3 separate regions of the Homo sapiens genome follow, and all the other regions are linked to region 2. Evidence: chromatin contacts called from ENCODE Hi-C or POLR2A ChIA-PET data. All regions are on one chromosome and are shown on one strand. Each heading gives the region's core, a stretch centred on a gene start or an enhancer-like site at or near the end of the contact. The rest is flanking DNA. Distances are from core to core; before and after follow the strand shown. Region 1 has its middle 45 kb from the start of PDE1C. Region 2 has its middle 93 kb from the start of PDE1C. Region 3 has its middle 130 kb from the start of PDE1C.

Region 1 (2,837 bases), core at 91-2,590, 47 kb after region 2:
TTGAAAGCCTATCTAGACAAACTGCTTGAGATTCTTCATATTTTCCTTTTGACCTTTAAAACAAAACCTCTACAGAGGTTTGGATAGAAAGAGAAGTTGACCATATCAAAATAGGTAGAAATTTCAAGGATATTTTCCTACTGATGGGCTTCTAGATGCCTACCAAATGAAAGTTTTGATTTCTGCCTTTTGCATCTATTTACTCTGAGGAGCCAAGAGGTAGAGATTTTTCACTTGTGTAGTTGAGCAATAACTTGTGTATAAAAGTGCTTTCCCCATATGGTTCAGGAAGTCATAGTGAGATGAGGAGTGTTAACACTCTGGATGCTTATTGCCATGAAATGGTCTATAGGGTGCTGTAGATGAACTTGTCCAGAGATGTGACTAAAGCTCTGGGAAGAAATGACCATGTGATTATAAGGGACATAAGCTTTATAATTCCATAAATTTGTAGTTCTAAGCAATAGCAAAAGGGGACAAAAATTATCTAATAGGGAATGTGGACTGACAAGGCTTTCAGGTCAACCTCCTGTATTCTGGCTTCTCACTCTCTAGCTCACTGCTTCCTCAGCTTCCAGATTTTCAAGGTTACTGCACCTTCTGTGGTTTCCAACAGCTCATCATTCCTCTCTCCCCAGGTGGTGAATCAGGAGAGGAAAATACAGGTGGCAGAAAAATTCTGGCACCTTCTCTTTTGCTGTTTTACATATGTATGCACCTATTATGAGCAGGCCCCCTGCCATTTGGGGAGGTCATTAAGGTGTTTACTTGGAATAAATCTGACAAACCCCTGCCTGCTTCTTGGTTATTATGATGTGTCAGCTTTGATCAGAGGCAATAAGGACACTCTTCTCCTATTCCCCCGAGAATAGCAGGTGTATTATCTTATGGGGTTTTCTGAGTACAGTTAGAAGCATCCTTTGGCAATGAAGTAAGTATAGCTCTGTGCTAGAAGGAAGATAAGTGCATCAAGTCTTCTACAAATTGAATAGCATATAAGCATGACATTACAGTTGTAGGTGCAGAAATAAAAGGGGAAATGCATTGACTAAGATGCTATAAAATCATCACATGAAGTTTCAAAGCACCCTGTAGTTCCATCCCACGGAAGTGTCATATTTAAGGACAATACCTTAATTGTGCTTATGCCTTTCTAATGTTTTAGGAATCTTAAGGGCTTGGTCTAAGAAAATTCTTTTTAAAGTCTCTCATTGTTTCTCTTTGTAGTATCCCAATTTCCTGAGATTTTTCTCATACTTGAGTAGACCTCTTTCACCCATGCCATTTTTTCCCTGCCATCTTGGTCTCTTAGTCATGCACAACTTTGTGTGATGGATTGCTGACAAGTCACATCTTTCCCCTGGGCAAAGTCTCACTGGGGGTAGAATTCTTGCCTCTGATGACAGTTCTCTTCAGAATCTGTCTGTATAGTTTTCATTCTTTCTTTCCTCAGAGAGCTGGGGACAAAGAAGAGAAGCTAAAAGGGCAAAGGAATTGGGGAATGAAGTCTCCTACATTTATAATTGTATCCCATAATGATTAAACTGTTACACTATTGTCGACCAACTATTTGGCAGATTGTCTAAAGTTGTTGGCATTTTGGCTTATATTTTCTTTTTTTATTGTACTTTAAGTTCCGGGATACATGTGAAGAATGTGCAGGTTTGTTATATAGGTATACATGTGCCATGGTGGTTTGCTGAACCTATTAATCAGTCATCTAGGTTTTAAGGCCCGCATGCATTAGCTATTTGTCTTGATGCTCTCCCTCCCTCACTCCCCTCCCCTCAACAGGCCCTGATGTGTGTTGTTCCCCTCCCTGTGTCCACATGCTCTTATTGTTCAACTCCCACTTATGAGTGAGAACATGCGGTGTTTGGTTTTCTGTTCCAGTATTAGTTTGCTGAGGATGATGACTTCCAGCTTCATCCATGTCCCTGCGAAGAACATAATCTCATTCTTTTTTTATGGCTGCATAGTATTCTGTGGTGTATATGTACCACATTTTCTTTATCCAGTCCATCACTGATGATGGGCATTTGGGTTGATTCCATGTCTTTGCTATTGTAAATAGTGCTGCAATAAACATACGTGGGCGTGTTTATTTATAATAGAATGATTTATATTCCTTTAGGTATATACCCAGTAATGGGATTGCTGGGTCAAATGGTATTTCTGGTTCTAGATCCTTGAGGAATCACCACGCTGTCTTCCACAATGGTTGCACTTATTTACATTCCCACCAATAGTGTAAAAGTGTTCCTATTTCTCCATAGCCTCGCCAGCATCTATTGTTTCTTGACTTTTTAATAATTAGCATTCTGACTGGCATGAGATGATATCTCATTGTGGTTTTGATGTGCCTTTCTCTAATGATCAGTGATGTTGAGCTTTGTTTCATGTTTGTTGGCTGCATAAATGTCTTTTTTTTGAGAAGTGTCTGTTCATATTCTTTGCCCACTTTTTGATGGGGTTGTTTATTTTATTCTTGTAAATTTGTTTAACTTCCTTGTAGATTCTAGATATTAGACCTTTGTCAGGTGGGTAGATTGCAAAAATTTTCGCCCATTCTGTAGGTTGTTCACTCTGATGACAGTTTCTTTTGCTGTGCAGGAGCTCTTTAGTTCAATTAGATCCCATCTGTCAATTTTAGCTTTTGTTGCAATTGCTTTTGGCATTTTCCTCATGAAATCTTTGCTCATGCCTGTGTCCTGAATGGTATTGCCTAGGTTTTCTTCTAGGGCTTTTATGGCTTTGGGCTTTACATTTAAGTCTTTAGTCCATCTTGAGTTAATTCCAAAGGTGTAAGGAAGGGGTCCAGTTTCAGTTTTCTGCAT
Region 2 (2,894 bases), core at 1-2,500:
GATTTGTTGTTGGTGAAAAAAGATATGGTGTGATTGGTTATACTAATTTGAGTGTGCACTTTGGATATATAGTTTGAGTTATATTTTGATACATATTTTATATATCCTATAAGACTGGCCCTATTCTATTGCACTAAATCTTTTTCTAGTCTAGACTTATGTTTTCAATCCACCTACCCTTTTTGGATAGAAGCCATTGAAGGCACTGCTTCTCAAACCTTATGTCTAAATGAATTCCTTGGGGAATCCTGTTAAATGCAGATCCTGATTCAGTAGGTCTGGGGTGCAGCCTGTGAATCTGCATTTCTAACAAGCTCCAACTGATGCAATAGTCTGAGGACCACCACCTTCAGAGTGGTGAGACATGGGCTTTGGAATCCCACAAGTATGAATTTGCAAACAATCTTTTAAACTACATGATTTGAGTAATGCTTTTGTTCTCTTTCCTCATTTTTCACATGCAAACAGTAAAATAATGGGCTTTGGGGGCTGCTGTTAGGATTAAGTGGGCCAAAGAAGGTGACAGCCTCTAATTCTTTCTCACTTCAGTTTTTAAAACCCTGTTTGGGAGAAGACTGATCCTCTACACCCCCAACTCTTTCTTTTGTGACTGGATTATGCAGTGGGCCCCAGCCAGGGAATATGAGCCCTATGGATGCTTTGTGAGTGATGCTGGCTGTGGGCCTGACCTCCTTGGGCAGTGGTGGAAATTCTGAAGCCACTCAGTGCATTGCCCATCTCAGTTCCTTTGCTTTGAATCATGCGACTCCCAACACAGGTTGAGTTGCCAGGTTTTGATAATTTTGCACTTGGAAGAATCATGTGCTTACTCCCTACAGAGTCAGTGGGGGCTTGGTGAGCTTCTCTTCCCACTTAGGATGGACTTATTTGGGCTTTGGCAAAGGCTTTCTAGATTCTATAGATAGCTTACTAAGAATATGTTCCAGAGAGCAGAATCGCATTGAGCCAACACCCTCAGCTACGGATGAGATTAAGGCCTTGTCAGATCCCATTTAATGGATTGTGTTTTCCATGCAGAATTAAATCGTTGAACTCATCCTCATTTTGGCTTTTGGCAGTCATTTTTCCACTAGGGGCTGCTGCCAAAATGTCAGTTTCTGACTTGATTACTTTCAGGAAATGTGCAGTCTGGCTGATGATATGGCATGGTGTGGGGTAGCGTCCCCTGGAGCTTCGGCCCCGCCCTGGGATGAGTCATGGGTTAAAATTCCCAATTAGCTCATAGGAAGTCTGGTCACACATATTTTTCTATTACTGAGTGTTGCTCACCCATTGGAAACTTCTGGGGACACCTACTCTCCTGACTTAGTGTTGCCTTCCTGGAGTTATTTTTCACCTTTAGTCTTTGCAAATCCAAATCATTTGCCAAGGGGAAAAATGAAAGAATGAATTCTGAGAATTTTTAAAGCCTAGAGAAGTTTTTATTGCAACCTTGGCTTCACATAAAGGCAATATTTAGGTCTCTCTTTGTAAGTTTTTAGAGACAGATCTTCCAGTGTTAAAAAATGACCAAGTATATATGAGGTAGACACCATTCCTCTTGCATTCTTGTTGGTCCTCTCACTGGTAGTTTGGGAAGGGAGGGCTTATCTCTGTGGTGGCCATGAGAATATACCTTTCATATCTCTGATCACAGAAAGTGAACTTGACGCATGGCCTCCTAGCTTGTGTGTGGGGAAATTTATCCCTGTGATGGCCAAAGCTGTGCATCCCAGAGGAACCCATTGGAACCCATTGGCGATGACTGAGCATGGCAGGGACCCTAAGGTCAGCTGTTCCTGGGAGACATGGAACTCCTTTGATGGTGACTTTGGTGTTCAGACTCACTAACGGCCTTGCTGAACTTTTTTTAGAGCTGCAGTACAGTCTCAGACACTGCCACCCAACTTTCTTTTACTGGGAGTCAGACCTGCATCCAGGTCTGATGGCTTTCTCAGCCTCGCTCAGCTTTTTACTCATTTGTTTTTACAGATTTTACTCCAATACATTTCTTGTATGTCTAATCCTGTCTTGACATCTGCTTCTAGGAGGACCACAGTCTCCCATCACACTGCAGTTCTCTGCTGGTGCATCACTTCTAGCTTGGCACGGGGGGCATAGCTCCAATGCTACTGGCCTGGATATTCTGGGCCAGTCTGTCTATATTTAATTTTATATTTGATGCAGTATCTTCCCTATGGGCTCTAGTGGGAGGGAACATGGGGCAAGTCACAATTTTCTTTAGTATCTTGTACTTTTATTGCCTTACAGGGGATTTTGTGGAAGCATTGAGATTAAAGAAACTACAACATAAGGATAAAATTGTAATTATCCTCAAAATATGATTGTTTTCATTGTCCAAGAAAGGTTCACAAATGTTGACCTTCATACAGAAGGTCTGCTGATGGACACACCTGGCTCCTAGCCAGTGGGCTTGTCTCTAGGGCTGACTCCCCCTAGAGAATGCATCCTTTTTCCAACCAGAGCACATTCTTCTTGGGCCGTTGAGAAATCCAGGCTTCCACCCCCAGGAATGTAGCTCATCTGAGGTGTCCTCAACCCCTCAGCATATGCCTCAACCACAATAAATTTTAGCAGCACATTTTACAAAGTGTGAGTTATTCATCCTAGAATAACCCTCAGGAAGCTTTCAGTGCTGTTGGGTTGGGAGGAGGAGCGGGACACTCTTTCTGGAGCTTCCACCTAACTCACCCTGCCAATGTGAAGTGTGGATAAACTTCTCTATGTTTCCTAATTAGCAACAGGAACTGCTGTTCCAGCCCACATAAAGACCCAAAATATGCAGGGAATCCCTGAAGTTCTCTCTAAACTCTAAACAAAGGAAGTTCCTTCCTTTGAAGGAAGTGTGAAGATTTGAGATCAGCTTGGACCAA
Region 3 (2,725 bases), core at 38-2,537, 41 kb before region 2:
AAGGTGGCATGTCTGGAGTTGTTTTCCTTGGGGTTGCTTCATGGTCTCGCTGGCTTCAGGAGTGAAACTGCAGAATGAGTGTTACAGCTCATAAAGGTAGTGCAGACCTAAAAAGCCAGCAGCAGGAAAATTCATTGCAAAGGGGGAAGGAACAAAGCTTCTGCAGGGCACAAGCAGACCCAAACGGGTTGGCTGGGGGGTTGGCCTGCTTTTATTCTCTTTTTTGGCTCCACCCACATCCTGCTGATTGGTCCATTTTACAGAGTGCTGATTGGTCCGTTTTACAGAGTGCTGATTGGTCCATTTTACAGAGTGCTGATTGGTCCGTTTTTACAGAGTGCTGATTGGTGCATTTACAAACCTTTAGCCAGACACAGAGCACTGATTGGTGCATTTACAATCCTTTAGCTAGATAGAAAGGTTCTCCAAGTCCTCACCCAACCCAGAAGCCCAGCCAGATTCACCTCAATGCTAGAGCTTATTTCCAAGTTGTTGTGGATGATCACATGCAAGGGTGAATGTTAAAATACTTGAAAACATGTGACGTGGTCACTGAACATCAGAACAGATGCTGGTCATGGACTATGTGAAGGACTAGAGTCCAGGAGACCCCTGACAGGACAGACATGGACCCTTTAATTGCTGGATGAAGCTGGGGCAGCAGAGGTGGATATTGGCCCTGATAACCTGGAATTCATTATATGAAGCACAGGGACTGTATACCACAAGCGCTCAATAAGTGTGGCTGGTTGTTATTACCTTGAGTTTTCAGCCTTCCTCCCCTCTCTTCTTCCCTTTTTTCTTTAATTTCATATATACTTATTGAAGACTTTTCTGTTCTTCTGTGAGCCATGGAGATAACACAGATGAGTTGGTTTGTCTTCAAAGGGTTTGCAGTCTAATTAGGGAGACAGAAGTGACTACTACAATACAGCATGTGGAAGGAAATGCTAGCAATTGGTAGGAGGAGCTGGGAGAGTCAGAACGGGGACGCTTCAGCCAGCCTGGTGTGGAGGTGAATTCAAGGGAGTCCTCCTGGAGAAAGTGAGCATTAGCTGAGGCTTGAGGGTCTGAATGGGGATAATAGGTAAAAAAGGTAACTTCTAATCTTCATTGGAAAAAACTCCAAATACCACATGTAAGGGAATGAAGGCCACATGTAGTGTTCAGACGTGGCCACATGTAGTGTTCAGACGTGGCCACAGTGTGGCAGAAAAAGCCCAGATTTTGGTGGCATCCCTCTCCTCTAGAGGACGTAAAAGACGCTGCATTCAGTGCATTGGACAGAGCTTCTGTCAGGAGTCCAGGGCATTGGAGGAGCCCGAGCGAGGGAGACAGTGCCCACAGAGCTCTTGTGGCTGGGCAGCTGTATGCTGGAGTTCTGGTTGCTTTCCTGAGGGAGGACTAATTTCTCCCCCAAGATGAGCAATCGTGGACAAGAAAATACAAAAGTCCTCCCTTATCTGCGGTTTCACTTTCCCAGTTTTGTTACTTGTGGCTAATAGCGGTCTGAAGATATGAAATGGAAAATTCCAGGAATAAACAATTCACAAGTTTTGATTTGAGTGCTGCTCTGAATAGCGAGATGAAATCTCACTCTGCCCCACCCACGATGTTAATCCTCCCTTTGTCCAGTGGATCCATGTGTAGATGCTACCTACACGTTAGTGACTTAGGGGCCCTCTCGTTTATCAGATTGCAGTGCTTGTGTTCAAATCACCCTTATTTTATTTAGTAATTGCCTAAGTGCAATTTCTAAGTGCACTTAGTAAAAAGTGCAAGAGTACTGATGCTGGCAATTTGGATACACCACAGAGAAGCCAGCAAGTGCTTTCTTTAAGTGAAAAGGTGAAAGTTCTTGACTTAATAAAGAAAAAAACTGTATGCCAAGGTTGCTGAGATCCACAGGGAGAGCGAATTTTCTATCTGTGAAACTGTAAAGAAGGAAACAGAAATTCGTGCTAGTTTTGTTGTTGCACTAAAGCTGCAAAAGTTATGGCCACAGGACAGGATAAGTGCTTAGTTAAGATGGAAGTGTTATTAAATTTGCGGAGGGTAGACATGAGCAGAATCGTGTTCTGATTAACAGCAATCATGTTAGGCACCATCCCTGGTTTCAGGCAGTTGTTGGAACGTACCCCCTCGGATAATGGGGGACTACTATAGCGGTATCAAAAGCAATAAGAAAATAGAGATTAATTAAGAATCCAGGTATTTTTGGAAATAGATTTTCCTGTGAAAGAGCTGGAGTACTTAGGGTGGATGGGGGAGTGAAGCAAGGGGCGGCCCTTCGTATTTTTGTGCTGGGTGAATGATCACCTTCCCTCTGCAGAGATGGGAAATGGAAGGCAGAGATGTGCAGTGGGGTGATCGCTGGGGTTGGTTGAAATAGAGGGAGGCAGCACCTATGACATGGTGATGCCATGTATGGAGCCCCAGAGGGAACTCAAAATCATGTCCGAGACAGTGCTAGAGTTCAGCCAGGGAACTTTACTAGATCAGTTGTTATGGCTAGGAGGGTTGGTGACAAAAGAAGGGAGCTTGAACTGGGGATGGATGAAGACAAAAAGAAGAAGAAGAAATATGTGGGAGGAACGACTGAGAAATGCCATGAGTGGGGGACTGTGTGGCTGGTGGCTGGGCTTTCAGTGTTCTCGGGGGCATGTACTACGTTTGAGACAGAACCATATAAGGGATCCAGGACAGATGAGATCACGTACATGTA

What was found. Hi-C counts contacts between places; a loop is a spot of excess contacts on that map. ChIA-PET counts read pairs that join two places held with the same protein, here RNA polymerase II (POLR2A). Pooled maps may share reads with other maps.
Region 1: a loop to region 2 is called in a map of mammary epithelial cell, with 3 times the contacts of the local background. The contact joins two enhancer-like sites. A Hi-C loop is called at or near these places in 14 of 168 maps with a recorded cell type or tissue (OCI-LY7, PC-3, Right ventricle myocardium inferior and 4 more) and 11 of 50 pooled maps. POLR2A ChIA-PET finds 5 or more read pairs at or near these places in 3 of 52 experiments (AG04449, K562 and PC-3).
Region 3: a map of PC-3 shows a loop between it and region 2 (8-fold over the local background). The contact joins two enhancer-like sites. A Hi-C loop is called at or near these places in 5 of 168 maps with a recorded cell type or tissue (Calu3, MCF 10A, PC-3 and 2 more) and 3 of 50 pooled maps. POLR2A ChIA-PET finds 5 or more read pairs at or near these places in 3 of 52 experiments (A549, HEK293 and activated T-cell).

What each region holds. Positions count from the first base shown.
Region 1 is chr7:32,114,419-32,117,255 of GRCh38, reverse strand. It overlaps a transcript of PDE1C not described here. Among named protein-coding and RNA genes, the nearest start is that of PDE1C, 45 kb to the right of the region's middle. Within about 2 kb of position 1,340, at least 2 of the 41 ENCODE cell types and tissues checked have a DNase peak (open chromatin) inside an H3K27ac peak, as active enhancers do; they include PC-3 and mammary epithelial cell, where a contact is called at or near this core.
Region 2 is chr7:32,161,552-32,164,445 of GRCh38, reverse strand. It overlaps a transcript of PDE1C not described here. Among named protein-coding and RNA genes, the nearest start is that of PDE1C, 93 kb to the right of the region's middle. RefSeq lists an enhancer at 642-1,841. Within about 2 kb of position 1,250, at least 13 of the 41 ENCODE cell types and tissues checked have a DNase peak (open chromatin) inside an H3K27ac peak, as active enhancers do; they include PC-3 and mammary epithelial cell, where a contact is called at or near this core.
Region 3 is chr7:32,203,078-32,205,802 of GRCh38, reverse strand. It overlaps a transcript of PDE1C not described here. Among named protein-coding and RNA genes, the nearest start is that of PDE1C, 130 kb to the right of the region's middle. RefSeq lists an enhancer at 1-662. Within about 2 kb of position 1,287, at least 2 of the 41 ENCODE cell types and tissues checked have a DNase peak (open chromatin) inside an H3K27ac peak, as active enhancers do.